Linked DNA regions of Mus musculus: all the other regions are linked to region 1. Evidence: chromatin loops called from intact Hi-C (ENCODE). Cell type or tissue: heart. All regions are shown on one strand. Region 1 holds the start of Snhg8 (small nucleolar RNA host gene 8). Region 2 holds the start of 1810037I17Rik (RIKEN cDNA 1810037I17 gene). Region 3 holds the start of Usp53 (ubiquitin specific peptidase 53). Region 4 holds the start of Synpo2 (synaptopodin 2). Region 5 holds the start of Mettl14 (methyltransferase like 14). Region 6 overlaps Synpo2 (synaptopodin 2).

Evidence for each region. Hi-C counts contacts between places; a loop is a spot of excess contacts. Peaks named below come from ENCODE experiments on the same cell type or tissue, not always from the same donor. Only the 100,000 strongest peaks of a DNase experiment are listed, where the experiment ranks them.
Region 2: it touches region 1 in a loop (5-fold over the local background); 3 of 42 quality-filtered maps call a loop at or near these places.
Region 3: it touches region 1 in a loop (4-fold over the local background); 7 of 42 quality-filtered maps call a loop at or near these places.
Region 4: it touches region 1 in a loop (3-fold over the local background); 2 of 42 quality-filtered maps call a loop at or near these places.
Region 5: it touches region 1 in a loop (6-fold over the local background); 23 of 42 quality-filtered maps call a loop at or near these places.
Region 6: it touches region 1 in a loop (5-fold over the local background); 9 of 42 quality-filtered maps call a loop at or near these places.

Annotation. Positions count from the first base shown.
Region 1 is chr3:123,503,786-123,508,785 of GRCm38, forward strand. It overlaps Prss12 (protease, serine 12 neurotrypsin (motopsin)), which reads left to right. Exons shown (of 11, transcript NM_008939.2): 10 at 1,493-1,773; 11 at 2,435-2,817. The coding sequence ends at 2,742. It overlaps Snhg8 (small nucleolar RNA host gene 8), which reads right to left and starts at 4,551. Exons shown (of 1, transcript NR_028574.1): 1 at 3,767-4,551. Snora24 (small nucleolar RNA, H/ACA box 24) reads right to left here and starts at 4,281; the gene lies at 4,152-4,281. In heart, CTCF peaks have their summits at 3,126 (motif pointing left) and 4,336; a DNase peak (open chromatin) is centred at 4,726; H3K4me3 peaks cover 2,268 bases; H3K27ac peaks cover 1,863 bases.
Region 2 is chr3:122,921,003-122,926,002 of GRCm38, forward strand. It overlaps 1810037I17Rik (RIKEN cDNA 1810037I17 gene), which reads left to right and starts at 3,395. Exons shown (of 2, transcript NM_024461.2): 1 at 3,395-3,654; 2 at 4,477-5,000. The coding sequence starts at 3,458. The coding sequence ends at 4,477. 4933405D12Rik (RIKEN cDNA 4933405D12 gene) reads right to left here and starts at 3,114. Exons shown (of 6, transcript NR_046036.1): 1 at 3,061-3,114. In heart, CTCF peaks have their summits at 3,066 and 3,809; a DNase peak (open chromatin) is centred at 3,219; H3K4me3 peaks cover 2,679 bases; H3K27ac peaks cover 2,449 bases.
Region 3 is chr3:122,982,681-122,987,680 of GRCm38, forward strand. It overlaps Usp53 (ubiquitin specific peptidase 53), which reads right to left and starts at 1,767. Exons shown (of 16, transcript NM_133857.3): 1 at 1,602-1,767. In heart, no CTCF peak of the experiment used is centred here; DNase peaks (open chromatin) are centred at 1,721 and 1,991; H3K4me3 peaks cover 2,879 bases; H3K27ac peaks cover 3,472 bases.
Region 4 is chr3:123,231,712-123,236,711 of GRCm38, forward strand. It overlaps Synpo2 (synaptopodin 2), which reads right to left and starts at 4,438. Exons shown (of 5, transcript NM_080451.2): 1 at 4,192-4,438. The coding sequence starts at 4,296. In heart, a CTCF peak has its summit at 2,976; DNase peaks (open chromatin) are centred at 2,610 and 4,480; H3K4me3 peaks cover 2,673 bases; H3K27ac peaks cover 2,120 bases.
Region 5 is chr3:123,382,981-123,387,980 of GRCm38, forward strand. It overlaps Mettl14 (methyltransferase like 14), which reads right to left and starts at 3,010. Exons shown (of 11, transcript NM_201638.2): 1 at 2,782-3,010; 2 at 616-704. The coding sequence starts at 2,847. In heart, no CTCF peak of the experiment used is centred here; a DNase peak (open chromatin) is centred at 3,011; H3K4me3 peaks cover 1,956 bases; H3K27ac peaks cover 1,303 bases.
Region 6 is chr3:123,158,821-123,163,820 of GRCm38, forward strand. All of the region lies in intron 1 of Synpo2 (synaptopodin 2), which reads right to left. Among named protein-coding and RNA genes, the nearest start is that of Synpo2, 75 kb to the right of the region's middle. In heart, CTCF peaks have their summits at 541 (motif pointing left) and 2,180 (motif pointing right); DNase peaks (open chromatin) are centred at 571 and 761; H3K27ac peaks cover 3,936 bases.

The sequences.
Region 1 (5,000 bases):
GGATGTTTTGGGAACAGTGGGACTTTCATGTTTATTATGGAAAAAAATGAATAAGGGAGGTTTTAAAAAGTTAATCATTTATTTACTTTACATGTGGATGGCAGCTTCCCCTCCCTCTTCTCCTCCCAGTCGTTCCTCCCACCTTCTCTTCACTCCATCTACCCTTCCTCCTCTTCTCAGAAAAGGGGAGGAAGGGTTTTTAACATTAAAATAAATTAACATTAAAAATTGCTCCCCAGAAGTTGGATGCCAGCACGAGATATGTGGATGGTTGATAAAAGGCAGGGTTAGCGTTTGGCAGGCAAAAAAGACTGTTTTGAACGACAGCGATTGTGTGCGTGGTGCATGCATGCCTGGAATATCAGCTCTGTGTAGGTGGAGGCAGAAGTGCTGGTGCAAGTCTGAGCCTACACACACTGAACTGCCTACAGAATGAGAGCCTGTCTTAAAATAACAGTACAAAATAAAATAAAACTCGGATCAACTCTGAAAGGTGTTGAAGATGTTCTGAGATCACCTAAGACTTTATTCTTTATGTAAAAATAAGATCACATCCATTCCATCAGTATGCAAACTTGCTTTCATCTTTAGTACGTGGCAAATGTATATTCCCACCAAAGAATTAGTACAAATTTAAACCAACTTAAAACTACCACAAAATGCTTGATTTTATATTATTGCATACCTGGGGGCATGTACAGCCCGGTTCTTGCTGTAAGTGGAGGTCAGGGCCAGTGGCCAAACAGCTGTAACCTTCTGCGGAAGAGGTAACCAGGTAGAGGTTGGCTAGTGTATTCTGGGTCCAGAAGTCTCACTTGGGGACCTAGGCCACCTTAGAAATATTTGTTAATTGCACAAGGCAATTAAATAGTAAACTAAATAATGTTTAAGACCGATAAAGAATGCAAAAAAAAAGGTGAATTATAATAGATTAGGCATGCTAAGACTAGGTGGTTGCAATATAAACATGAGGGGGGCTTCACGGAGGTGACATCTAAGTAAAGAACATATGGTGAGCATATGCTGACATAGCTTGCTTGCATTTGACTCTCAGTGGGTAATAATTGATGCTTCTTTCTAGGGATAAGATGGGCTGCACTAGCTCAGGGACAGAGGAGGGTTAGCCATGTTTATGACTCCATGCAGCAAAATGAACACGGCAAATCAGAACAGTGGTGGCGTGCTATACCGTGTTCCTGTTTGGTAAGCATTGCCATGCTGACGCTTTGTCGGTAATTTCCACTCACTCTCCACATTTACTGCCTCAGAAAATAGTTATCTAGACATATAGTGAAATCAGAAGACGTGCGAACAATGGGCTTCCAGGAGGGGACAGTGAGCTTGAAGGAAGAGAAATGGTAAGATGGCTAAGTTTGCTAAAGGACAGGATTTGAAACAAGATTGACTTGTTATAGTTTAACATTCCTAGCTGTTGATCATTGATTTTTCAATACCTGAAAAAAAAGCCTCACATTTGGCTCTCTCCCTTCAGGTACGGAAACAACTCGAGGAGCTATGCAGTTCGAGTTGGGGATTATCATACTCTGGTACCAGAGGAGTTTGAACAAGAAATAGGGGTTCAACAGATTGTGATTCACAGGAACTACAGGCCAGACAGAAGCGACTATGACATTGCCCTGGTTAGATTGCAAGGACCAGGGGAGCAATGTGCCAGACTAAGCACCCACGTTTTGCCAGCCTGTTTACCTCTATGGAGAGAGAGGCCACAGAAAACAGCCTCCAACTGTCACATAACAGGATGGGGAGACACAGGTAATTATAAAAACAAAGAAACAATCGAAGAAAACTTGACAGCATTTGGTCTGTTCATGTTAGGATGTGCAATGGTATGACCTTAGATCAGTGGTTCTCCATTGGTGGGTCACCTAAGACCATTGGGAAACACAGTTATAACAGTAGCAAAATTCGTTATGAGGTAACAATAAAAATAATTTTATGGTTGGGGGTCACCACCATGGGAGGAACTGTATTAAAGGATCGCAACATTAGGATTGAGAATCACGGCCTTAGGTGGGCTTAAGCTTAGATGCTTGAAGTCTGCCAAGTGTGAAATGTATACACACAGCCTACCTAGATTCACACCCTGGACTGTTGGTTTCCTACACTGTTGGTTCTAATTCCAAATTTTAGCACTAGCTGATGGAATTCAATTGCTAGGTGTACACTTATGTTTTTCCACAAATGACCTGACTAGATAAATGACACGTCATGTTTGTATGTGAAACTGTACGCAGTTTAATTCTGAAACATCCAATACTAGAGCCTTCTGCTACACAGCTAGCACCATAGCTACTTCTAAGTTAACAGCCATTTTGAAATGCCTTTGAAGGCATTATAAGACTACTAAACTGCTAAATGTGATCATTAGCTGAAATCCCATTGACTAACGCCAGCCTTCTTTTGGTCTGAGCAGGTCGTGCCTACTCAAGAACTCTACAACAAGCTGCTGTGCCTCTGTTACCCAAGAGGTTTTGTAAAGAGAGGTACAAGGGACTATTTACTGGGAGAATGCTCTGTGCTGGGAACCTCCAAGAAGACAACCGTGTGGACAGCTGCCAGGGAGACAGTGGAGGACCACTCATGTGTGAAAAGCCTGATGAGTCCTGGGTTGTGTATGGGGTGACTTCCTGGGGGTATGGATGTGGAGTCAAAGACACTCCTGGAGTTTATACCAGAGTCCCCGCCTTTGTACCTTGGATAAAAAGTGTCACCAGTCTGTAACTTATGGAAAGCTCAAGAAAATAGTAAAACAGTAACCATTCAGTCTTCATACTTGGCACCATGCCAGAAATGACAAGCCTGCGATTCCTTTGAATTTGAGAGAACCCAGTAGTTCAGGGGTACAGGTCTTATCCTTGCCTATTACAATTTTTATGTAAGGTGAAATTCTAGCAAATCTTAGTTTTAATTTTTAAATCTACAAAATTTGGGCTAGGAACCTTGATTAGGTGCCCACATTTAACCTTTTTGATCTTACCTACACTAAGACCAGCACATCATTTTCTTAAGTTCAAATCTTCACTATCAAAATCATTTCTCTAGAACAGTAGGCAGATGTCAAACTTGAATTCTGCCTTTTGAACCATGAAAAAGTACGCCATCTACTGGTACCTTCAAGTAAGTTCAGATCTCCTGAGACTAACCTGACAAATGTTTTAAAGAGGCTCTCCTTATGTACCAGAAAGCCTAACACATGAAATGGCAAGCAGTTAAGAGGCCATACAAATTACTGACCACTTGTGGAACCATGACCTTACAGCAGCCCTTTTTAAATAGGAATGAAGGCCCAGAGACATCTGGTGGGAATTTGGATCCCAATAATCTCTGTGCAGAGGAATCACCCCCTGGTTCCTAAGCTTCCCTAAATAAGGCCTATCATACTCTTGAGTGTGAGTCTCAGTACCTCAAATCCCAGACACAAAAGCCTCTAAGGTCACAAGTATCCCCTCAGCACCTGTCACAACACACCCCCTAGCTGGTGTTACATACTTGGCTTCTGGAGATTTGAAGTTGAATGGCACACACTAGAAGGCTTGGAGAGCAGCAAGCAAAAGATACTTTTCATTAAGGGCAACCGTCTGTGGCTTATTAATCACTCATGTTCCAAGCCAACATTTATCTTGCACCTTTGTAACAATCAAACCTATCTTCTTTGGAAGCCTAGTTAACCCAGTTATTTCCTGCGCAAATGTCTCCTGTATCGTTAACTCTTAATTCACACAACCTCCAGAAACAGGACACAGTCTTATTACACACCAAACATCTTTTATTTAATATAAAATATTCAATTTTCAAAAATTAAAAGCGAAGATTCCCTGTAAGTTGACCAGAGACGATCTCAACCACTACAGTACCTGCAAGAAAAAAAAAAAGGCCCATTACAGAATATCCGTGACTATACTACGGGCTGTTTACTTATGTTAATGTCAGCACAAGAGCAAACTTCACCCTAACAGTAAAGGCCCACTCACTACCCAGAACCGCGAAAACACCACAAAAATGAATCTTACCTTAACACTTCCTCCACTGTTCAACAGCAACGGGTCCCGGCGTTTCCTAGAAATATTTCAATACTAGTTTAGAAAACTGAAGTCCATTTTTCTAGCGTCGTGTAGACTCTTACAATCTTAGAATGTCACTTGCTCAAGTCAGAATCTGGTACCAATGAAATGGTGACAGCTTTGCCAATAACAAGAACATGCTCTTCCATGGCTAGGAAGGGAGACTGCCACAGGCGGCAGGTCCCAAAGATACATGGAGTTTCACAGCCCAAAAATCTAGTGTAACCCCAGAGGTGTCACTCACCATCCGACCCAGCGGTGGCGAACTTGCGTCACGCCGCCCAACACCGTATCGGCTTTACATGGTGGTCGTCGCGCTAACCTTCACGGCGCTCTTGCAGAGTTGATGGCTTTCGGCCAGCACCATAGCCACCTTGTGTCTCCCGCATCTCGGCCACTCACAAATAAGGCCCAAGATATCATCCCCACCATACAACTACATACTCGTAGGCGGATCGCAGCCAAAGAGACTTCTGAACGGTGCGCGCACGCTTTTATAGCCCGGGTGACGCTCTCCCAAGAGCCTGCGCGCGAGGGGCGGGGCTTTCCCGCCCATTCCGAGCTCTCCCGCGCCTCGTCACTTTGATTGGTGTACAGGCGGCCCGGATTCGATGCGTGCGTCACAGGAATGGGCGGGCTGTGGAGGTGGGCGGGGAAAAGCCGAGCTGAAACCACAGTTCTCGCGGTGTCAGAAGTCTCGTGGCTGAAGCTCTGGCGGTGCGCGCGTTTTCTCTTCTTGGCTGCGTTCTTCTCTGGGACCCAAAGTCTAAGGTCCCTTCGTTGCCGCCTCCCCCGGCATCACTTCCTATGGCGCCGGCCCTTTGTCCCCGAGAGCTGTTGGCGGCTCCTCTGCCCCCATCGGGGTTGATGGTTCCGCTTGCGCCCTTCCGCTTGCCCTTTTGATCTGATCTCACTTTT
Region 2 (5,000 bases), 580 kb before region 1:
TGAAACAATCCAACACACAGAAATGGAGAGGTCCTAAGGTCTGAGGGGGCTGGGGAAATGCAAAAGTCATACGCGACAATATACCTTGATTTCAGAACAGGACTATTCTTGAGTTATTATTAATTATTATTGTGTGTGTACACACACATGCAGGCATGCACACATGCCCATGCATGCTCGTGCAAGGGAGGACATGTGGGAATCAGTTCTCTCCTTCCACCTTGGGAGTCATGGGGGTTGAATGCAGGGCCTCAAACTTGGCAGCAAATGTCTTTACCAGCTAAGCCAGTCCTCGTCTTACTAAGCTTTTAACCAAGTGGCACAGCATTCCTTTAGCAACACACTCTACATTCATTGCTATTATGAGGAGTACTCAAGAAGCAGGCCAGTTAAGTCTGAAGTGCAGGATCCGTCAACTGAATTCAACATAAATGCCCCTGTCTATCTGCAGTAATTACTATCCCCACAGAAACAATGCTTCCACACGGGTACCACTCACTTAGCGCCCAGGCATGCCCTATCCTCCCTGGATAGATCAAGGAAACCAACACCTCCACAGGCAGGAAACGCAACTCAGGACCAGGGGTACTTGGAAACATTTCAGAGTCTTTTTTTTCCCCTGATGTCAGGCTACTTCCATTTTAATAAATTCAAGTTTTCTCAGTCCTATTTCAATAATTAGAAAGTGGTCTTACCTTGCCAGTGGACATATGATCTACCTCTGAAAGAATCAACAGTTCCATTTATTTTTCTTAAGTATTGTAAACACTCAATGTTAATTCGATGCAGGGAACTTCTAACCCACAAAGGGAGAGAAATCTGTCTACAGCAAGCTGCTGAAGCCTGCTCCCCCAGCATAGCCCTAGCCTTTTTGTCCCATGCCTGCCAGTTATTGATGCAGAAAAATAGCATAGCTCAGAGCAGGGTCATGCTGCCCACATACCATGCAACGTTCTGTATTTTCTTAAGATTTTTTTTTGAAATCTTAAGAAATTCTACAATCATAAGCTCCAATCAGAACAAAGCTTAGGACGAACCAGAACAAAGGTCAGTCAGAACGGTTCTGTCTAGACAGCCAAAAGAGCCCGAGTCAGAGCCAACCTCCCTGCCATGCTGTGTATGTGTTTACTGTTTTTCTTTTTCCATTATAAGCTGGCCCTTGTATGTTCAAGGTCCAGTCTTAGCTCCCGAGCGGAGGCTTCAACCCTGATCAATCAGTCTTCGGGGTGTGTGTTCAATAAACTATTCTTGCTTAACTGAGACTGGAGTCTAAGTGGTTTGTGTGGAGAGCTTTGAACCTTAACACACAATCTGATTAATCCCCAGGAAATGGCTCTCATTCTTGCAACCTGCAAGGCAAAGGATACAGTGTTCTTCTTTACAGCTGCATGCTATCTTTGTCTGTATGACCTACTAGTGAACTGAAGCCCAGTTAGCTAGCTGACACAACAATAGCATTAAGATATTGAAATTAAAGTTCACTTTTTGGTTATTTTAGTAACCTTAGATAATTTGTTATTTTTGTTCCCTAATTTTCTAAATCCATAACCAACTTTCGTATTGTCCATGCAAAAACTACAGCTCTCATCTTAAAAGAAAGAGACAGTTTATTCAGGAGCCACCCTGAATGGCCATGGGGACACAGATCTATATCTGTTACCCAATTCCATATTCCCACATGGAAACAGTTTCGTGAAGTTTTTAAAATTGCTTCACAGAACCAAGAAAGTAATAAAACAAGGCAAGCCCAAAATACACTGGTGGGTACTTTAGAAAGGCTGATTTAGGAAAGGAGAAAGCTCTTCTGTAAGCCCACGATGCTATCAGGGCTACTTGGTTGGTATAAGTTAGTGGGCTGCTAAGTTAGTAGACTCCAACAGGTTTTTATCTAATGGTTACAGGATATTCTGACATAGAGTTGAGTGGCTTATTAAAATACTCCCATGAAATACCTATGTAAATTCCACGCTTTACCTTATCTGAGCCTTCTGAAAATTCGTGACTGTAATTGAGACAGGCTAATTCCATGACAGACTTCTAATTGGCAGTTCCTGGGATTAGGCCTAAAATCCTAGGCTTCAGGCAGCTAGTCAGAAAGTGCCCTACCATCAGAAACGACCCCCCCCCCCCCAAAAAAAAAAAACCCAACCTGGCCTGAAGCAAGGACAATGGGTTTTCAGCCCTCACACCCAGGCAATAGTTTCAGAATGTCCTTAAGAGAGAGTAGATAAGGCCACCTACCCCAGGATTCCTCAGGCAAGTTTCTAGCCACCACACCAAGGTTATGCTTCTGGAATGCCCGAGATAAGAGTAAGACAAAGCCCATCTATCCGAGAATTCCCCCAATGTGCAGCGAGCATACTTGGTAATGGGAGACTCCAGCATGCTGGACTTCGACAAAATAAAACACTCTGTGTGTTTACAAACTACTTGAGTCTGGAGTATCATTCTTCAGCGAATCATGGACCCTTACAACGTCCACCTCATCAAAACTGTTTCAAAAATTATGAGCAAATCGCTCAAGTCTGTACAAAATCATCCAAAGTTCTCAAACTGTACACACTTCCCAAACATGTAAGAAACCAAAAAGTTTACGTGTATTGGAGAGATGATTCTACGGGGTCTGCCAACCTTTTTACATTGTCACACAATGTTGTCGTCTCCAAAGTTATTATCAGAGAATCTCACGATCTAGTTTTTTAAAAGGAAGGAAGAAAGAAAGAAAGAGAGAGAGGGAGGGAGGGAGGGAGGGAGGGAGGGAGGAAGGAAGGAAGGAAGGGAAGGAAGGAAGGAAGGAAGGAAGGAAGGAAAGGAAGGAAGGAAGGAAGGAAGGAAGGAAGGAAGGAAGAAGGGAGGAAGAAAGAAAAACATCCCCCCACACGCTCATGTTTATAAAAAGACTACTTTTGTGGGTGGGCAAGGCTGGAATCCTTTGAGGCGGTTCCTGAAGTTCTGGCATCATCTCAGAGAAAAGGAGTTGAGACAGTTTTCATCCCAGAAACCGGGAGAACCAGTAATGCACCCTGCAAGGCAGCGTTTGAGCTACGTGAGAGAGCTCACCTGCACCTTAGAAACCACCTCTGAACACCGCAAGGGGACACCCCACCAGGAAGCAACGGGGCGGGGCACAGAGCGCATGCGTGCGGTCGGGGAGGCGGGGCAGACACCTTCGCCAAGTTCGGGGGGCGAGGAGGGGTGGTGGAACAGAGCGCCTGCGCCAAGAGCAGCCGGCCCAGCGGAGTCTGCGCGTTCCCGGGAATGCCGAAGAAGGCGAATTCCTAGAAAGGGAGGACGCCTGCGCAGTCCGGAAGGCGGGGACGCGGGGGCGGGGCGGGGCGCGGCGGCGGGGGCGGGGCGCCTAGTCGATTGGCGGGGTTACCCGGAATTGGTTGCTAGACTGGGCGCGAAGCGGTCTTCAGGTTTGGTCTCAGTTGCGCGGAAGTGAAACGACGCGGAGATGGAGGTGAGCCAGGCGGCGTCTGGTACCGACGGTGTCCGGGAACGGAGGGGCTCGTTCGAAGCTGGAAGGAGGAACCAAGATGAGGCACCTCAGTCCGGGATGAACGGGCTTCCGAAACACTCCTACTGGCTGGATCTCTGGCTCTTCATCCTTTTCGACCTGGCCTTGTTCGTCTTCGTGTACCTCTTGCCCTGGTGAGTATCCTGAGTTGCAGAGTTGAAGAGCTTAGGAAGCTGGCGGCTGCTTCAGTCTTCTCGGAGAGGGAGGGAGGGACGGCAGCTAGAGATGGCGGAGTTGGAAGAGCGAAAATGGATTTCCTTGACACCCCAGTGGCAAGAGGAGTGTGGAGAAAACTTGACTTCCCATATTTGTCTGTTTCATCACCACAAACGAACTGTTAAGTGTTAGAAACCTATACCCATAATTAGATCTATCGTAAATAATAAAAAATAATTACTAAAAACTAATAAAAATAAAAGTAAATAAATATCGTAAGTAATAAAAAATAGAGCATGACAGGTTAAATGTGATTATATCTAAAGTGATTTGAGTGTTGTGCGCCTGCTTAAAATGCTTAGCCCAAAGCAAGCCTTGTAAACTTAACTTGTCCATAACTTATGCAGATAAACGCGTATTATCTTCCAGAGTATCCCCAGTCCTACATCTGTCAAAGAATGGAGTATCTTGGGTTTCTTTGGCTCTCATTTTTTCGGTTTTGTGGCAAATTAGAAGGCAGAGAATGGGGGGGGGGTTTGAAAAGATAAACAGTTTTTTGATAAAAACTCGTTAAGTCATTTTGGTATAGACATTTCAAGAACAGTGATTTATTATTTAGTTATTTTTAATGATCTCATTTTCACCTCTGGGTAGAAAATTCATGACTTAATAATGTAGGCCTTTAGTTTTCCTTATCAATAGTGTAAATTATGTAGGGATAGGCTAGCAGTATCTATGTTCAGCGTCCCACTAAATGTCAAAATAAGCAGATGAAGGAAACAAGTATTTGGTTTTTACAGACCGGTTTGCTGAGTCAAGAATGGGGCTTCTGGAGTGAATCTTGAAAACGACTATAGACTCTTGAATGAAGAGGACTCCAGCAGCTGACTTCGGCACCTCTATCTAACCTTTTCTTCAGCCCTTGACCTCACTAAAGTACTATCATATGTTTAAAACCTGTTTTTCATGGTTGAAGTAATGATTGTAGCTAAATGATAGATAATATATATTTTTAATAATGTCTGTAACTTAAGTACTTATGGGAAATAAATGTATGTAAAAAAAAAAAGTTATCTTTGTGAAGCTTACTTTCTCAAATATTGTTTTAAAACTATGCTATTATAAAATAATTATCTAGAGTTGAATAGGTAGCACTTACTCAGAAAGGCCACAGTCCCAAAGCAGCTACTAGAAACATTTTGGAAGCTGTTCCTTGTCATCTTAAGACCTGGGTGATTAGAAATTCTTTACTGTTGGTTTTAGTGCTATTCAGTATATGAGAACTGTCTAAAATACTCAGAGGGGGTGTTCTTCTCCCTTATAA
Region 3 (5,000 bases), 520 kb before region 1:
TCACCTTTGCCAGCTAACTTCAACGACCACTGTACGGAGAGAAGACGAGTTTTCAGAAAGTTGTAGAGTCAAGCAAAGTCCTTGATTCATTCCTTCTACAACTACAGACTTCCAACATAATGGAGCTGGTGTCTAATGAAGTTAGCATCTAAAAGTGCACATCACCCCTTAAAATAGATCAGATTTCTTGTCATTTTTAAACTTTATTCTGTTAAAACAAACTTCTAAGCCACTGTACACCAAAACTGCATTTTTCGACACTACATAGTGAAAATAAACTTCTGAAATTAAACAATATAAGAAATATTTTGAATCAGAGCACATAGTGAAACTGTAAGGGCATTGTGTGTGTGTGTGGGGGGGGGTGCTTTCTTACTAAAGGGCAAGAATAAGTAGAAAATGTGTCCTACCACTAAAATGGCACTTTTATTTAAAAAAAAAAAGTGACGCCTTTAAAGTAATAAACTGTTAGTGCCACGTATCATGAGTTCGATAGACAACTTTATAAATAAAAAAAAAAATCCTAAGGAAAAGGCTTGTTTGGAGGGTCTCTTGTTTTTTATCCTTTGGGAAAAATACTTAATACATTGATTCGATTTACAAACTAAACAAATCACTTCTGTAAGTTTATAGCAAGTTGTCCAAAGGAGCTCACTTTAAAAGTCTCTAAAAGATAAGTCAAAAACCTTATTTTCCATACAACTCTTGCCCGCAGAAAATCTATTAGGAATTCTTCTGACAATAGCAGATAAATCACACATTACTTTTGAAGACCCTTTCTTCACTATTTTTTTTTTCCTTTTTTCTTTAACAGAATAGGATGAGGGATCTCTGCCTCGACCATCATCGACACAGAATTGAAAACAACAGAAAATAAAACTGACAAGTTATCAATGTCACCAATCCATTCTATCATAACTTCGTGTCAGCACTGGCTCCACCTTTTAAAGGTGAAAATCAGCGTGCCTGGTCTTAAACAAGCTCCAGGGCTCACCACAGAGAACTTAGGTTTACTGCCCATGTACCTCAAAAGTAGCCTTGAAAATATATTTGGAGGAAAGAATATGTTTCCAGCTATGGAAGACCGCAAGCAGATAAGGACGTGCAGTACGTTTTTGCAAGCATTTATCGGGATCTGCACGGAGAAAACAAACCCCAGGAGAATAACAAAACCTCAAAACAGGCTCAGATTGCAGGGCTTCACATCCTCCCGGTTACACCTGCGCAGGCACTTCCTGTTCCCCCGCGCCGCCGGCGAGTAGTTTGGTAATTGTACCGTAAACCGCCGTTTAGAAGCTAAACATTAACTCCGTCCGTCTGTCCAGCTACTGAGAAACCAACCAAGCCAAGATTCTATCACATCCAATCCAGTCTGCTCCGCCAAGGAGGAACGCCAATCACGCTGGAGCCCTGGTGAAGGCTCAGTGCTCCGGCAGCTGTGGGGCTGCACCGGGAACCGCAGGAGCCTGGCCAGCGCATCCCGACCCGGCCCAATCCCGCCCTCAGCCTGCGGCCACCCGGGTTAGCGCGCCCGAGCGGGGCCAGGCCGTGGGGACCGAGAGTCCTCCGCCCTCTGCCCAGCGGGGGCTCCCGCGACTCACCCCAAGCTCTACCTCCCGGCGCCGTAGCCCTTCCAGTCCCACTGGCCCGGCTCCGCCTCGCGCCGACACCCACAACGTCGTGACAGGCAAAGCGACACGCACAGGGACAGACGGCCACACCGCCGCTTTCAGCCGCCAGACCCGCGCAGAGCATGCGCGCACGCCCAAGACCCAGGGGCCGGTCTGGGCAGTGACACCTGCGATCAACAGGTCTCTGGACCCCGCCTTCCCCCGCGTCAGGACGCCCCGCCCCCTTGCGCCGGGCCCGCCTCCTCGTCTCGCCCCGCCCCGCCCCGCCCCCGCACGTGAGTTCCCGGCTTTCCCGCGGGTGATGCTCCCTTTCCGAGGGCTTGTGTGAGGCGCGAGATCCCGCGAGAGCAGGGCTCGGGCTTCTGCCCCGACGCGGGGGTGGCGCGCGGGGCGGGCTGTGAGACGGGACGTGGCGGATCGGCGAGCGGCTGCGTGGTGGGCTGGGGACTGCGGCGGATTTCCACGGCAGACGCGGGCGTCCCGCCGTCGTCCGCCTTGGTTGGCGGCTTTGCAGCCTGAGTGCGGATGCGCGGGGATCTGAGCCGGGGTTCTGTGGGTTTCAGCCATTGCTGGGTCGGCACCCCGGCGGTCCCCTTAGGGAGTCGGTACGGTCTGTTTGCAGTTGAATGGTGTCCTTTGGCGCGAATGTATTTTCCCTAAGTGGGGCTTTCGTGACCACTAATAAAACGAACGTCTTCATAACCGCGCTGACCCAGTTAGTATTTGTCAGAAATTTTGGCAGCATCCTCTCCGCGATGTGGAGCAGGTTTTGAGTTGCAAGCTGCTGCTGCTGCGAACCAGACTAGCCTTTGTCTGGGAAACTTTTATTTGGGATGATAATTAAAAGGAAAAACAAAACAAAGGGGGGAAAAAAAAACCTGGCTGATGATTAAGATGACTCAAAAAGGTAGATGTAGGTTTGGAAGACATTTCCAAAGCTGGCGTGAGTCATAAAAGTTGACTTAGATAAACTCAAAGGGGACTCCAGTTTACCTGAAGAAATCGCATGAGGGAGACCCTGCAGGTTGGTGGGTGACATGCAGTGAGGTTATTGTGTTTGACCCGGGATCAGTGAGAATTTATTATGTACCACATAAAAGAAGTAACATGAAGCCATAGACGCCGTCCTCAACATTAACATTAAAACCTCGACGGGAAGGAGCCGGAGAAACCAGCTCTTAGAAATGTAAAGAATTGGCACCATACTGTTTCCTCTCGGGTGCACTCTGTTTTGAGGTGTTGTTTAATATATCTTCTGTCACCTCTTTCCCCTTCAGCTATATTGTGTATTCTCGGATGTATTTTACATGAGTGCCTTAAATATGTCTTAAAAATAGACCAAGGAACAAGCAGTCCAGGTTTAGTTATGTTAATGTCCTACTCTTGACGTAACAAGATCTGAACGCCTTGTTCCCCCAGGAAAAAAAAAAAATGGTAGTTAGGAAGGTCACAGTGTGGTTGTATTAACTCAGAATTACTGTTCCTCGATGTGAGGTGAATGTTGGGGGTTAGATTCAAACAGTCCCTGGGTGAGCAGACCTAAATTATGAAGGAACCATCTTCACCACATTGGTTAAGGGTTCCTACAAGGGAGTAGCTTTGGTGTGTCAGAGAATACACTAGATCATCTAGGTGAAGCCCAGCACTTCCTAGTACCAGCATACCTCTTTCTGATAACTCAGACTGAGGAATGTACTACCCTGTGGCTAAATTCCTGCCTCTGAGGACTGGTAGGAGTAGCAACTTTCTGTCCAGAGGAGCGGGGATCCAGTAGTTCCTGGAAGTCATTATAGCTAGGTGTGGTAAGTCATGGCTGATGGGGTGGGGTACTGTGAAATGCAACAAGGAGAAAAAGCAGCTAAGAGATTGAGGCAAAATTAGATGTTAGGCGAAGTCTTTTACCTATAAAAACATTCATGAGGAGGTCTGACAAGCAATTGCATATTAACTAAGCCCTAGAGAGCAAGAACTATCTTTTTTTTTTTCACTGAAGTTCTAGGGCATAGTTGAGTCTGGCTGCTATGAAATCAAAACAGTCCTTTGGGGAGTGAGGCGGATTATAGGAAAGATCGGGAAAAGATGCAAGAGACAGATATGGGAGGGCTGCTGGTTATTATCACACCAGCAGGGAGTGTATGTCTCATAGCCTTTTTATACCAGTACCTTGGGAAGCAAAGCCACAAGCTAACAAACAATTTGCTGTTCCCATCCAAAACCCTCCCTATTCCTCCCACCTAGGTCAATAGAATCTTCAGCCTCTCGCCTTGAACTTCAAGTGTATCTCCTCTTATCTTTCCATGCCTCAGCAGGCCAGGAAATCTGCCAACAGACCTGACCTGCCTTGACCCTGCCTAAAAGGCAGATTTTTCTCTGCTTCAGAGAAGCAGCAAAAGGCTCCCAACCATTAAGTATCTGGCACCAGTGTTTAACAAATACATGTTTAGTGAATGGGATGAAAAGTTGTAGTTGATTTTGTTTGTTAGAATTGATAAAACTGTTTAGGCAAAAATTAGAGCTACTGGGGATGTGTGAAGGAAGACATGTGCCTGTTCAAAGTAAAATAAGGCTAGCGTGGGCTTGGTGTAATGGGGGCCCTTGTAGGTTCTTGAATGGCATGATTAGTTTGGAGTGTGACCAAGAGTTAGAGAGGAAACTAAAGCTAAGTAAGAAGAGATTTTTCAGACCATGACTCAGGGATGAGCCTTAGAACACTCTAGTCAAAACCAGTTCCTCCATGTATATCTCGGTTTCTGTGACATAATCCTTTCCATGACGTTCCTCCTAGTTCGTCAGTGTTTCCTCTCACTTTACAGGGATTTAAACGATTACTTCCATTTGTTTATCTGTGTAGTGTGCACACGTGCTGTATACCACGCGCGTGGAGGTGAGAGGGGAACTTGTAGAAGTCTAGAAGTCGGTTTTCTCCTTCCATGTGTGTCCCAGGGATGGAACTTGGGCCGTCGGGCTTGGCAGCAAGTGCCTTTACCTATGGAACTCTCTTGCTGCCCTTCCTCAACCAAGTTTAAACGATAATATGCCTTACTGTAAATTATAAGGTCTCATTTATTCTCAGGATATTAAATCCTTCAGAGTATATTCATGTTAGTTCCCAACTTAAAATTGTTCAATGGTTTATCATTTATATGAACTAAAATCCAAAATTCTTGCCAATGCCTACAAACAAAAAATGATCTACAAGTAAAGAATGATCTCTTTACTTATCTAACAATATCTTGGTATCTCCTACCAGCCTGGATTTTACATTCTTTATTCCTGTGTACATCTCAACTAGGACATTTGACTTTATTTTCTGTATATTTCTCTCCTGTGGGACACGTGGCAGTGGTTAATTGAAAATTTTGGTTGTGA
Region 4 (5,000 bases), 270 kb before region 1:
CCTCCAATAAGGCCACGCCCCCCTAATCCTTCTAATCCTTCTCAACAGTCCTGTTCCCTGGTGAATAGGTACTTAAACACATGAGCCGATGGGAGCCATTCTCATTCTATCACACCAACTGACAAAATCAAATGGGAACAAATGTGCACTGTCCCATCTTTCAGGGAGTCCCAGCATTTAGCTTGGTCACTGTGGGGCTTCTTGTTCCAGTGGATCACTTATCTTGACATTGGAAGGAGAAATCCTCTATTTGTAATCATGACCTGCTCACAAGGCCAGGGACTCAAACACAGCTCTTAGCCTTTCCCTGGTCCTCCCCTTATTACTCTGAGACAGGATGAATGTGGAAGAGCTCACAGGACACACCAGGCTCTCGTCAGGTCTTAGCGGGCATGGGTGATCTCAGCTCTCTTCAGCAGGGTTTGTGTTTCACTTACATATCAAAATTCCCCTTGGAATGTTAAGCAATCTGGATGCCAGGGTCAACCTCAAAGTCACTAACTCAGGACAAGAAACAGGCCATAAGATTATTATTTTTTTTTTAAAGATTTATTTATTGTTATATGTAGGTACACTGTAGCTGTCTTCAGACACACCAGAAGAGGGCATCGGAGCATCGGATATCATTGCAGATGGTTGTGAGCCACCATGTGGTTGCTGGGATTTGAACTCAGGGCCTTTGGAAGAGCAGTCAGTGCTCTTACCCGCTGAGCCATCTCACCAGCCCAAGATTATTTTTTTTAAAACAAACTTCTGTGGTGGATCACCTTAATTTATATTTAGTCTGACCCATCTATTTGCTCATTACCTTTAAAATGTAAGTCAGTTTTTAATTGTAAGGTTAGCTTGTAAAAGAAAACTTTCTCCAAGTCTTTATAGAGAGATTTCTCCAAGGGGTTTGCCAAGAGACTGCCAGGGACCTGGCCATGTAAGCACATGTCCCCAAAGAGAGTTTGATAATGTGAAGACACCGACATCGTTTTTCATGAGGAAATTTGCAAACACACATACAACGGGGTCTTCTGTCTAGATAAACGTGCTCCAGGGATGAGTTAAGAATCTGCTTTCCTGAAGAGTATCCTTTGAGTGTGTGTTACAAAGGCTTGCTTTGCATTACAGATGTAGAGAAAAATACCAGTTACTTGGACTTTAAGTTTTTCAGTTTAAATGTCAATGAAAACGTTCACTAAAATTCTTCTCTTTTTTAGGGTTCGTATACTGTTCAGTATACCAGGCAAATGTTAAAAAATACTTGTGCATCTCTCATAAGTAACTAATTTTTTTACTAGAAAGATATTTCCTGGGAATTAAAAAGTAATTAAATTCCTAATCTTAATGATGCTGAATTTTATACTACTATTTCAGCCAGTTAGGATTTCTACATAGGATTATAAAATAACCTAGATGTTTAAATATTTTATTACAAGCTAAAGGGCATGATACAAGTACTCGCTGTAATTAAATTTTCCATCTTATACAAACGCTCCTACTTTTTAACTCTAAAATTAATTACTTGTATGGATTTTGTTCAGAGAGGATGTCATGTAGCCTAAGCTGGCCTAGAACTCACTATGCAGATGTGGATGACTGCCTTGATACCCCTGCCTCTTCTTCCCATGGGTTTTGTGTGCATATTCTTTATTTAGCTTGCGAGCTATCTTCTTCCACTTAGCTTTCAGCTCCTTTACTTACTCTCTCCTACTTGGAGGTCACTCAGCCATCATGAGAAAGACAGGCTACAGGCAACGGACATTCACTTCACCTTGTGAAGAGCCTTTCCTGAAGGTTTGCCCACTGAGTTGAGTTAGTGACTTAAGCTTTCTAGCTTTCTAAAACAAGTATGATAAATATAAAAAAAATCAAATATAATAAGTTTGAACCAATGATGAACACGGTCTGGGGAAAGACACAGTCATGGTTATCTGAGGTTTATACCTCATTTAACTCATTTTACAACCCATTAACATACGAGGAAAAAGCAGATGGTAGGGTGTGGAGTACCCACAAAACCACAAATTAAGCAAACATTCAAAGGTTTCACGATAGCATTTTAAAATTGACCCTAAATAAACTAGGAAATTATACAATGTGGTGTGGAGGAGTGTTGGGGAATGAACTCAGAACCTCCTACAGGTTCTGCCATTGACCTACATCCCCAGCCTCTGACAAATTAGATCATTAGAGTGAAGACCTAGTTGCTTTCGTAACAATCCTCTAAAGCCATCAACATACTGCCTGGATATTTTAGGAAAGATGATTTCTGAGGAATGTCCGCTCAGTGTTCTTTCTTGACCCTCACACAGCCTGGTGATTGAGAGATTGATGGAAGATGGCCCACAGGACCCTTCCCTCAGCAACTGGCTTCACAGAGTTAAACTAGCCAGTGCATCAGAGAACTCAGAAGAAACCCACCATCCACTGTGCCTTCCCGGCTTGGCCATGGCAAATCCTGTGCAGAACCACAGCTCTCAGCCACCCCTGTCCCCACACTGCAGTCAGCGGGCGGGGGACCCTGAAGCACATGCTGTTAGGACTAGTGAGTGAGTGAGCAACGGTTTCTTCCTGGAGTTTCTCTTTCCCTATCCCAGGCAACATCTCCTCTTCCATGGCAACTGAGTCAGGGCTGGTGATTGACGAGCCTCAGGCCGAACTGCAAGTAGAACCCAAATCTCGGCTGACAGGGAGCCAACCAACCAGCTACGACTGAGCAAATCTGCCTTCGTCTCCTAGGCCGTGCAATGTGCTGAATCTGGCATTCACGTTTTATCTGCTGTTGGTTCCTGGCTCCTAAAGGATTCCAGCAGAGCTCCCTTCCAATCCTTTCATCTCTCTGCCCTCCCAAACAGGAGCTCGAGGTGAGGACACCATGTCCCAAAAGAACTAAAAGACCTGGGACGTCTGAGGAACTTTCTAGATCTAAGTGGCTTTCATCTTCCAGTTCTGTGCTCACAACTTCCATTTCTGCACCTCTCACTAGGTGGCAGGATTCAACTACCAAAGAAAGAATGTTCCAATAGATGCTCGAGAGCAGAAATTTTCAAAGAAACGTCGGTCTTCACAGGGAACATTTATGAAAGGGAAAAAAGAATATAGCTACAAAGGCGGTGACCCATGGGCTTCATAGAGGCCTAGATTCATTTTAGCTATAGCTATGCAACAAGAAAGTAACCTTTGATGCCTTCCAATACTGGCACAGAATTCTACAGTTCCATGTTAACATTTGATGAAAAGTTTTTTACTTTCTTGCTTTCTAACTTCATTTTAGCTGAATGCCAGTTCGAATCTAAATGAGATTATGGGTATTATGCTAAACTGAAAATCAATCTAATGTGACAAAGATAAACAACGTATTAAATAGCTATTAGGTGCACCAGAAAGCTGTAATTAATGCATTGTAAAGAATCTGTGAATACACTGACGAGACTCAGCAGGCTGTACTTATATAGTTTATGCATATATATATACATATATATGTACCCATACATACATACATAAATACATACTTACATATTTAAACATTAAAGAAGAATCCAGAAATTGGGGAAGGAGGGTACATAGGCAGAGTTGGAGGAAGGAAAAAGAGTGGAGGGAAATAATGTAATTATATTTTAATAAAATAAATTTTTTAAAAAATAATAAAGTATCTATGACTATCTTGAGCTCTTAGCCACATGAGTATAGTCAATGGAATATACAGTTCTTTAAATCCTTAAAAGGCTAGTCTCTTAAACAGATCTCATGACAGTTCTTTATACCTTAAAGATTATTGCCCCAAACTGGTCCTTTTACGCCTGTTGCACAATAAATGTCACTACCAATTATTTGTTAGAGCCCACCAAATGTCCATGCCCAGTGGTTACGGGGAGCTGAGGCCTGTCTCCTCTGTGGAGAGTCCAGCAACACATGAAGGAGAGAATGCTATGGAAGCAGCTTAAGGTTGCTGGCTGTCAGATGATAATTAACCAGCCTGTATTTCACATGATAGGATTAGCATTCCCTCCGTTGATTGATAGCTAATTATATGACATATGGTATACATTTTCCCACAAAAATTTTTTTTTAAAGCCACATTCTCGATAAGTTTACCAACAGCGCAGAAGACAAGCAAATGACCTGAAAGACCATCAACAGGTTGTTTTCATCCCCCTCCCCACCTTCCCCGCATCCAACAGCCTCTCTCGGTCCTCCTACCTTTGCAACTTGCAAAGGCTGCTGCTCCTCCTTGCCTCCTTGCAGTCTGAACCCCCAGGGCGCCCCTCCAGTCATGGAAATGCAGATGAAATCTCCGGTGCCCATCTTCTCCTTTCAGTTGGGCAGCATCAAGAGCTTGAGAAAGCCAGGGGAAGCCGCGGTGCAGGAGAGGACGCGTCTTAAGCTGGGCTGGTGGTGCAGAGGGTGCAGGACGCAAGGCTGCCCCGCTGCCGGCTGCGGGGAAAGTGCGCGGAGGCCGAGCCTCCCCACCGCCCTCCCAGCACCTGTACCGCCCTCTCTTGCGTCACGCTCTTTGCTCGGCCCACTTTTCAGCTAAAAGGACAGAGCCTCGCACTAAAAGAAAAATCCCTGTTTGGGACAGAATGGGGCCAATGGAGAGCGGGGAGGACAACATTGCTCTTGCTTTAGCAGATTCCGTGCCAGCACCTGAATAGAACCGAGATTTAATTATTCTATAAATAGTAGCCGGGCTGTGGGAGTTTTAACCTCCACAAGTAAGCAGCTAAAACGTAAGCTCTCTCATTACTAGAGAGTTAGACTTTCTCAAAGAAACACTTCTATGTTTGCCACATTGATGAATGAGAAAGAAAAGATAAAACAAGTTTCGTTGCTGTTCTACCTGCTGCCCGAAGAAAGCAACCCTTTAAGGGGTGGGGGGAATAAAACAAGAGCATTTTTGAAAATGTTTTCTGAAATTGTGCTTTTCTGAACTAACATATGTTTAGAGGAGGAGAAGGAGGGCCTTCCACAGTAAACTATCTCCTAATAACTTTCTATCGCAAGGTTTA
Region 5 (5,000 bases), 120 kb before region 1:
AGAGTCAGAGGCAATAATCTGTAGCTTTATTTATAAGCAAGCAGACAAGTGAGGAAATAAGCAAGTATGAAGACTGTATTATGAAAGAAACTCTGAAACTATGTATCATTTATACTAGTTTACATATATTTTATACTAGCTAAACTGATACAACTGGTAATCTAGAAAATTAAAATTATGAAATGTTTTTTGAATTATCAGATAAATACTACTTTTGAAGTATATTTTCTTAAAATTATGATTCGACATTATTTATGATATGTAAGCTAATTCTTAGTGTAACACTTCACTTCCACCCACTTTATAAATAGGAGCCCAGTGTTTTCAGAAAATATTTCATAATTTCAACCTGACATTAAAACTGTTTCCGAAATTTCCATTTTCAGTTTTCTTAAGAACACACTCAATCTACAATTGCTTATTAAAAATCAACCCTTTATGGGAGATTTCAGTTCTCAAGAGGTTCAGGCAGAGGTGCTCCAAGTTTGAGGCCAACATGGGCTACATAGCATGACTGTCTCATTCCCCCGAAGCTCCCCCATAAGTCACAACAGAAACTGAAACAAATGATCCTTTCCCACCATGAACACACACTAGCAAGGTTACTCCGCATACCTGCAGGTTTCTCTGGTTTCAGCAATCTCCCTCTGTTCATCTTTGCTATTTAACACAGCACCAATGCTATCCGCACTCTCAGCTCCCAACTAGGAAGCAAGAACCCAAAGTTAGGTCACAACGCATTGTTCACACGCCCAAAATGTGTTGCTAATTTCAACAAATCAAGTATTTTATAAAAGCAACACCACCCTTAGCACACTATCAATAGGCTTGCAAGATCAACTCTAAGTGAATGGTAAGAAAATCATTTTAATTAAGAATGACTTTGTCAGACGGAAAGTATTTTACGCATTTGGTTAAATTTGAAATTAGGATGATTCCCTGTCGCCAATGGTGAATGAAATACAAGTTGGCATCAGAAGCAGTAACACAGAAAGCAAAGCCCTTCATGTGAACCACTTTATGTACTACATGTATCTCCTGCTCTCACAGAGATGCACTCAGCTTCATTAAAGCTAAGCTTTTAATAAAATCTACTAACAGCTTAAACCCAGTAATGTCAACTGTAAGTGGCCGCTGGAGGAATTCTGTCGAATGCAATAAATGTAGACAAAGGCTGAGCTGAATAGAGCCGATTCACAGAAAACCTTCCAAGTCAGACTGAGGACACAGGAGGAACGCTGCAGTATTAGGTACAAACACGGCATAAGAAAATCTGCAGTTAGTGGTCGCTTTAGCCCCAGAGCAAGCAGGTATTCAAAATATCAGTGCTGCCAGTTAGCGGCATAAACAACAAAATACTCTGCACCACTTCACATGGCCGCCCTCATTTCTTCAGTGAAAACTCTCTTCCAATAATGAAATGCTCATCAGGTTCACCTCCTCCAGAAAAATCTTCTCGACTTCTTGGTCAGAGGACAGAACACTCACTTCCGATAGTTAGAGCATTGTCTGATTCTCTATTTGTAATTCTCATCTCAGAATACGAGTCATTCCTTCAGAAAGTTCTTTGAGGAACCCAAGATTTAGCAATGAGAAATGACAGCGCTCTACCTTAACCACTGAGCCACCTCTCTCTCTAGCCCACCTTCACATTCTCGAGACTGGTGTCGAAGGAAGTTTGTATTATTTTCTTGAGATCCTGGCGAGAAAGACTCATTGGAAATCTAAAATTTACTCACTCAAGCTTTGAGCATTTCCCTCCATTACTTATATTGATTTGTATGGTGTAATGAAAACAGCCTGAGATTTTTAAGTAAAACAACTTGTAGTATGTATTCCCTGCATGAATGGTCTACTAAACGGCAAGCACTCACATCTTCATTCACTAGCTTCAATGAAAGCGAAAGGTTTGAAAAGTAATCTCTAGAGAGAGGAATCTTAGAGAATTCTCTGGTGAGGGCTGGCTAGGGAAAAACGTTAAAATTTGGAAACCTAGTCCTAATGTACTAGTGAACGTAACACCTCCTGTCTCTAATAAATTACCAAGTAAGGATTCAAACGTTTGGTTGAAGGTAGACTGTGTTCTAAGTGCAGAATCTAAAATTTGCTCTAACTTAGGTGGCTTCCAATGAGTCTTTCGACAGGATCTCAAGAAAATAATCAAACTTCCTTCAAAACCAATATCAAGAAAAGATTAAGAACATGCACTGCTCTTCCAAAGGACCTGAGTTCAAGTCCCAAGCACCCACACCAGGAGGCTCACAACTACCTGTAGTTCCAGCTCCAGAAAGATCCAACACCTCTGGCGCTGTGCTCACGTGCACATATATATATACACACAGAGAGACAAACCCCACATAATTTAAAATAAAAACTAATCTTAAAAAAAATAAAGAATCTGAAGCTGACGCGGGAGAAAGGCAAGACATGAAACACTGCTTCAACAGTGACGGTGAAATGTAAGGGCTAAAACTGCCACTTGCTCTTGTAGCAACTACTAGCACTGCACTCATCGACAATTCCCAAGTCTACCCCCACCACTCAAGTCCGTGCCCGCCACGGTGGGGACAGAAAGCCCAAGCCTGGCAGCGGTTGGTTTTCTACGTAATGACTCTGACAGGCACTCGAGTAGACTAGGGAATAAAAGTCCCGGGACAAAGACCTTGACAGATGCTGATGTGAGAGTTCACCAAAAAAAAAAAAAAAAAAAAAAAAAAAAAATTTTTTTTAAAAGAGGCGGCCGCGCACGCGCACTAATGCTCCCTCCCACCCGCCGCACACCTGCTGAGCTAGGAGCTGCCGCCGTAACTTCTGCCGCTCCCGGATCTCCTGCAGGCGGCTATCCATGCCCCAGCTTCGGCTGCTCACCACCCCGACAGACTCCGCGCCCGCCAAAATGCAAATCCACCTGCCAAACCAGGAAACACCGGGTCCCGCCCCGCAGAGATTCTGACCCGGAGACTTTCACGTCCCTCAGGAGGAAGTTTCCGGCGCGCCTGAAACAGGCTATGCCTGAACAGGAAGTCCCGCCTCCAGGACGCCGAAGATATGATGTCACACGACGAGACCCAATGGGGATGTAGTGGTGGTTGAGGGCGAGGAGCCGCTTTTGGCTATCTTCTTAGTGCTTAAAGTCTTTCCTGAAGGGTTAGGCTCGGTTTTTTTGTTTTTTGTTTTTCCTGCTCATAAAAGAAGTTTTTCTTTTTCCCGTTAACCAATTGTCCGCCTGCCAGTCCTGGCTTTTTAATATTTGAGGGATGCTTGTGGGTTTCTTTCACTGCAATACTGACCGGCTTGTGAAGGACTGGATCGCCGCTCAGTAACCTTGGCAAGTTAGCGAGCTTTTGTAAAAGAACAGAGAAAGAGGGTCTTGGGGGGCTGAGGCAGGAGGACCCAGGAGTTTGGAGCCTAGGCTATGTAATGAAACCCTGTCATTCACTCATTTATTTATATAAATAAATAAATAAATAAATAAGAACAGAGAAAGAGGGTCTTGGGGGGCTGAGGCAGGAGGACCCAGGAGTTTGGAGCCTAGGCTATGTAATGAAACCCTGTCATTCACTCATTTATATAAATAAATAAACAAACAAATAAATAAATAAATGCAAGCAAACATAGCGGTAGTTACGTAGTGAAACCCTGTCATTCATAAACACACAAACAGAGCGGGCAGCGCTGAAACCCTGTCATTCATTCATTTATATAAATAAATAAATAAATAAATAAATAAATAAATAAATAAATGCAAGCAAACATAGCGGTAGTTACGTAGTAAATAAATAAATAAATAAATAAATGCAAGCAAACATAGCGGTAGTTACGTAGTAAATAAATAAATAAATAAATAAATAAATAAATAAATAAATGCAAGCAAACATAGCGGTAGTTACGTAGTGAAACCCTGTCATTCATAAACACACAAACAGAGCGGGCAGCGCTAGGCTATGTAATGAAACCCTGTCATTCATTCATTCATTCATATAAATAAATAAATAAATAAATAAATAAATAAATAAATGCAAGCAAACAGCGGTAGTTACGTAGTGAAACCCTGTCATTCATAACAACACACAAACAGAGCGGGCAGCGGTAGCGAATGCCTTTAATTCCAGCACCCGAGAGACAGAGGCCGGCAGTTCTCTGAGTTCGAGGCCAGCCTGGTCTACAGAGCAAATTTCAGGGCAGCCAGACCTACACAGAGAAACCCCATCTCAAAAACAACAATCAAGCAAAAATTCCTTGCATAATAGTAGAATTATATGACAAAAACGTTAATTTTCAAAAAGTCTTCTGTAAATTATTTTGACTATATAGTGTTAAGGTATATCTCTTTCAGACTTAGCTATATTATTTGATAATTATGACTGCCGGGACTAGATGTTTATTCACTGAGCATTTCTTATAGCAAGTACTGTGCTGAGCTCTGGAGTCTATGAAGGCTCAAAGATCAAAAAATATATGAACATGCCGGCTCCTTCCTTCTGTCCCATCAGCTCTAGGCTGTTATTCCAATACATGTTCTCCATTTAAAATAACTATGTGAACTGGGATCTCCTGCATGAAGTGGGGCTGAAAACCAGTGGATCCACACTATCTCACAGTATTTATGAAGTCAATGAGATCCATCAGAGAATTGTTGGATTTTTTACAAAGGGATATGACTTTTAAAATCTCCCCACCACTGAAGTTTTAAAAAATTAGACTGCATCAGTACACCTGTAGATTCTGACATGCCTGTTTGTACATCCGTTCATCTCAGGGTAAGGATCACAAGTGTGTGCGAGTGGGATAAGAGGGAGATGAAAACAAAGCCCATATGTAACTCAGACTCTTTAGGGAAGCAATTCCATTTGTAGGCAGTTTGTTTAAAAGACTGATGATTCACACAATTTGCACTGTTGCCTCCAAGCCCCTGAGGAATGGTATCTCCAAACCTGTATATCCAGCTGCCTATTGCATACCTTAGATATTGTATACCTTAGATATTGTATACTTAGAAC
Region 6 (5,000 bases), 340 kb before region 1:
TCATCTCTCTCTTCCTCCTGCCTTCCTACTTGCTTCAGGCTTATACTAAAGTTACCTCAAAATATGAGGAGAAAAAAGCAAGCGGGCCTTCTTTCCTACCTGATGAGGCCATAGTGGGAATCTATCATCTGTGAAGAATCCAGTGTCCCAAGATGTGTGTAAGGACTTGGGAACACACTCCTGGTGTCTCAGGCTTAATTGTGGGGTATATTTTAATTTAGTGCTTTTATTTCTTGTATACTGGACCTGTTTTTAAAACTAACACTTTAATTCACAGAATAAATAAATCTCTTGGCATACAATTGGCTTACCTCTCATGCCTGCCTCAATTTTATCTTATATAAAAATCTATAGACTACAGTTAAATAAATAAAAATCTCCGCATCTGAATTAGAGCTGATATGTCAGAAGTGTCTTCTAATCGCTTACAGTTTAGTCCCAGAATTCCAGCAGTATATAAACCTCCCTGGGTAGCTCCTACTTTGGCTGGATTGTGAGCTCCTAAGACGGTGCTGCCCTCAAGTGGTCACACGTAAGAGCAACTCACAGTTTGTTTGGATGCAAACTGGGTTTCCAATTTGTTAGGTCCTAAACCAGAGAACTCTATTGTGCCAAGTCAAGGCACTTTACTTACACCAGGACCAAGAAGCTCTGAACACGGCTCCAAGAAGTATAGGGGCAAAATGGCCGACAGCAATGACAGCAGCTGGTTTTGCAGTTTGGAGCAATCCCTCCTGTTATGTGACTGCAAGGTCTAGGACGTGGGATATAACTGGCTTGACTTCATTATGCCATTAAGGAATCCTCAGGGGACCTCACAAGAATTCATGACATGGTGCTCTGTAATTATGAACTCAGAGAACACAATAAATTCTCCCAAGTGGTCACAACTCTTGGAAGCTCCGGCCAGGAATCCACATGGTTGCTCTCGGAGGAGGGTCACCAGGGACTTGCCCTCTGATGAAGCTCTGTGGGACTTCTTGTAACTGGCCTCAGTCAAGGACTTCTGATGCCTGTAATCAGCTTCCTCTCGGGTTTCCTCTTTCTCCTTGTTGAGAAAGGAGGCCATGCAATTAGTGGAAGAGCAGGCGAAGGCGTCTGCTGAGCTCTTCTCTTCACAGAAGTTAAGACAGGGCATCGGAATAGCCCGGCAGCCCGTCGTGGCACAGAGGGCCCAGATGAAAAGGAATACAATTTATTCTCATGTTCAAGTAAGTATTGAGGACTGTGAGGCTATTGGTCACTAGTAAATGTATCACAGACCCTGGTCAGAAGCAGTCAAGCTTTTGGGCTCCTGACTGTTCTGTAGGGGAACACTCTGGGAGCTTCTTTTCCTGTATTGGGGTATAGCTCAGTGGCAGAGCATTTATGTCACATATACAAGGCCTCGAGTCTGATCCTTAGCATCACAGGAACACAATGCTGGCACGAAATTTCAAGGTCACCGTGAAGGAGACGTGGTTTACTCCCAATGTTTCTATGCACTGAAAAGCACGCACTAGGTAACTGGTAAGAAGAAGAAAGCCATCAACAATCCTGGAGCAAGATGCATTTCAAGCGAAGCCTTTGCTAGATGGATGTGTGCAAACTACACGTGAACTGCTCCGAAGGCTATTAATATTTACTATCATTATTAAACAAAAACGCCTAGGGCAGTGGTGGTTCTAAACCTCTTGGGTCACATATCAGATATTTACACTTCCCATCTCTCTCTCTCTCTCTCTCTCTCTCTCTCTCTCTCTCTCTCTCTCACACACACACACACACACACACACACACACACATACTGATCTAACTTCTAAAGAAGCAGGTAAGGTAATTTTTTTCATGTAAGGTAATTTTTGTTGACATTTCAACCTTTTTTCAGGTTTTAAAAATGGATGGCTTTTTTTCCAAGTCCTTATAATCAGCTTTTAAGTCAGGAGCCATGCTAGCATACCAATGACCTTGTAGAAAGAACACCCATCACTTAAACTCTCAGATTGCAGAAAATCTAAATCCACAAGTCCATTGTGCTTATTTATCTTAAGATCCTGGATACTTTACTGTGGGGATTCCTCACACCGGACAGAATAATCTTTGTGATACTCTATTAATACCAGTAATATCCATAAATAGGCGGCTCTCCCTAGTTTGTGCTGTCTCAGCTTTTAAAATGCAGTGTTCCCTTCTGGCCACCAGGAGGCAGTACAAGCACTGTTAATTGACAATGTTAGGCGTTCATTATAACCTGGAAAGAAATTTCTTTTCTTACAAACTGTTTTCTATTTTAAAATCAACACTATACATGTAAAAGATCAGAAACACGCCTCCTTTTTAGTCTCAAATGTATTGGGGGAGCCTTACAGAGTTTTCAAAGTACAGTGAATTATCTATGTAGCATGTTAAGAGACGTGTAGATATAGTTCAATGTAATATGTAATAATAAAAAATACTTAAGAGAAAAATGCTGCACTGGGAACTTGGTCTAAAATGTTCCTAATCTACCAGGAACACATGTTACATTTAGTTAGTAAAGATTTTAAGAGTTTCGGGAGGCTATCTTAGGCCAACAAGTCTATGCCCACCCTACTCCCCCTTTAACTGACCTGGATAGGTCACTGGGATCAGGAACCTGCAGAGGCCAAGATATCTTTAAACACTGACAGCCTCACTCTTCTTGTCCTACAGAGACTTAGGTATGTGTATATGTATATGTGTACTTTGCCATAACATAATTCAAATTGCTAGCGGTTTGATTCATAAATCTAATGTTTTGTCACAGTTGAATGGTTGAGGAATTCTTCCCTCTCCTGGAAGATCCAGGAGTGATCAGAATTGTCTGACCTTGCCTGGCCTTGCCTCTGCGAAAGTTCATATCCCACTTAGAAAGGGGAGGTCTGCAAGTATGCTGTAGCGGTTGCGCATGCGCATAGCTGTCCCTCGATGTGCCTGTAGCGATCAGAGGACAGCTTTCAGGAGTTGGTTTTCTTCTCCCACCTTTACGTGGACTACAGAGCTTGAACTCCGGTTGCAATCCTTGCACTAAATGACTGCACCATTTTGCTAGCTTACATTTCAAAATTAAAACAAAACAAAACAAAAAAACCCTATTCATATCAGGTCAGTATAAGCCAGGTACTTCAAAAGTGCGACCCCAAGACCCAAGTGTGGTAGTATGTGTCTATAATCCCAGCACTTGGGCGCCTGAGGAGGGAGGATCAGAGTTTGATGCCAGCCTGGGCACCACGATGTGTTCGATGCCAGCATGAATTCATAGTAAGACCTTGTCTCAAAAAGCAAACCAAAGAAGAACATTAACACCACCGAAACAAAACACCACCACAAGGGTGGGTCTGTCATCCCATTTTCTCTTCCACTCTGTCCCCCAAAGTAGGTAGGGGACCCTGCTCCCCATGAGGCTTGCAAACCCTCACAAAGTTAGCTCCCTTCTTTCCTAGAATACCCCAGGAAGGGATTTTACTAAAAAGGACTGAAAATACACTCAGACCTTTGCAAAGCCTGGCGAATGCACCCCTCCCTTTCCCCACTGAGTTAGAGGTGTTGATATAACCCTGTATACTGCAAACCCTGTCAGGAGCTTCTGGTTTGACAGTGACCTCTGGGAGAAAAGGAGACTGGGAGATCGGCAATGCCAGAGCCCTTGCCTCTGGACTGGCTCATCTGTCTGGCCCCCAGCAGGTCTGATCAGCATTAGCAACTTCAAGGGCTTCCTGACAATCTCCTGACCCCAGGAGCAAATTCTTTCTTCTTTAAAGAACACACATTAGGCCCCCAATGGGACCTCTTGGCTTCATTTTCTGTAGCTGGCCTGCTTTGTTCTAGCTTCTTTTAGCCAGGCTGAAACCCCAGAGAGATTTTTTTCCTCCAAGCCCAGACTGAAATCTCAGAGAATTCCTCCAAGTCCAAACAAGGGAATGCTCAAAGATCCAAAGCCAACACCGGGAACATGGTGCTATCTTATTTACAAGTTAATTCATTGACTGTTACCTTTTTCCCACTAGAAGGGGAGGGATATCGGTTTGCCACTTATCTTTTTCATACAATGCATTTCCACTTTCTAAGATGCTACGGGTACACAGACACACTGAGGGTTTAAGTTGACTGTAGTTTTTAGCATTGCAGTTTAAGGGTTGTTTAAATTCAAAGGGGGTAACAGCTGTACAGGCTCTGCTATTATAAACTTTAAATAAAATGCTACATGTTTTATGATGCCTTAAGGACATGGTTAATAGCTGAGGAAATTATCCAGAGAAGTGCCAGAGCCATGAGGGAAAACATAGACCCTCCCTGGACAGCTGAGATCAGATGGTATTTTATAGCCCTTTTCCTCAGAAGTCAACGGTGCTCTACAAATAGCCTCAGATGGTCTGGTCGGCCAGAGAAGCCACCAAACCTCAACCCAAGGGCTTGTGAGGGAATCCGAACAAGGACTGGGTCCTGAGCATAAGGTATTGAGTGGGACGTGTAAAGCCAGCATGGTCAGACTCCAGGCCCTCACACAGTGAAGGGGAGGCACTGGTCTGGAAAAGCCTGGCTCAGGGACTGCAGACTCAGTCAGCTGCAAGGGTTTAGGGAAGCGCAGTGAACATCATTCCTCAGGGCTGTCCTTCCCAGAGCACAGGGCAAACAGCAGAGATCAATACAGAGGACAGGAGGAATGAATTAGCCAGCCACATCAGCTGGGATATCAGAGGGCTCTACAGTGAAGCTGGACCACCTACATTGTTGTTTTCTGAAATGAAATATCAATATTTCACAATATCCACTTGTGATGTGAGTGTATTAAGTCACCAGGTTAAGCTCTGCAAACCACTCAATGCTAAGTGAGGATGCGTGATTACTATGCCGCAGTAACTGGCTAAGAAGGGGCCAGATGCTCCTCTTTTAAAGACCAATTCCTTAAATACTACCATTCTCTCTGTAAATAACTCCGAGCTTTGTATGAAAGGACCTACTCTGCCACTGGCTTCAAGAATGCCAAGAACCGCATCGATCTA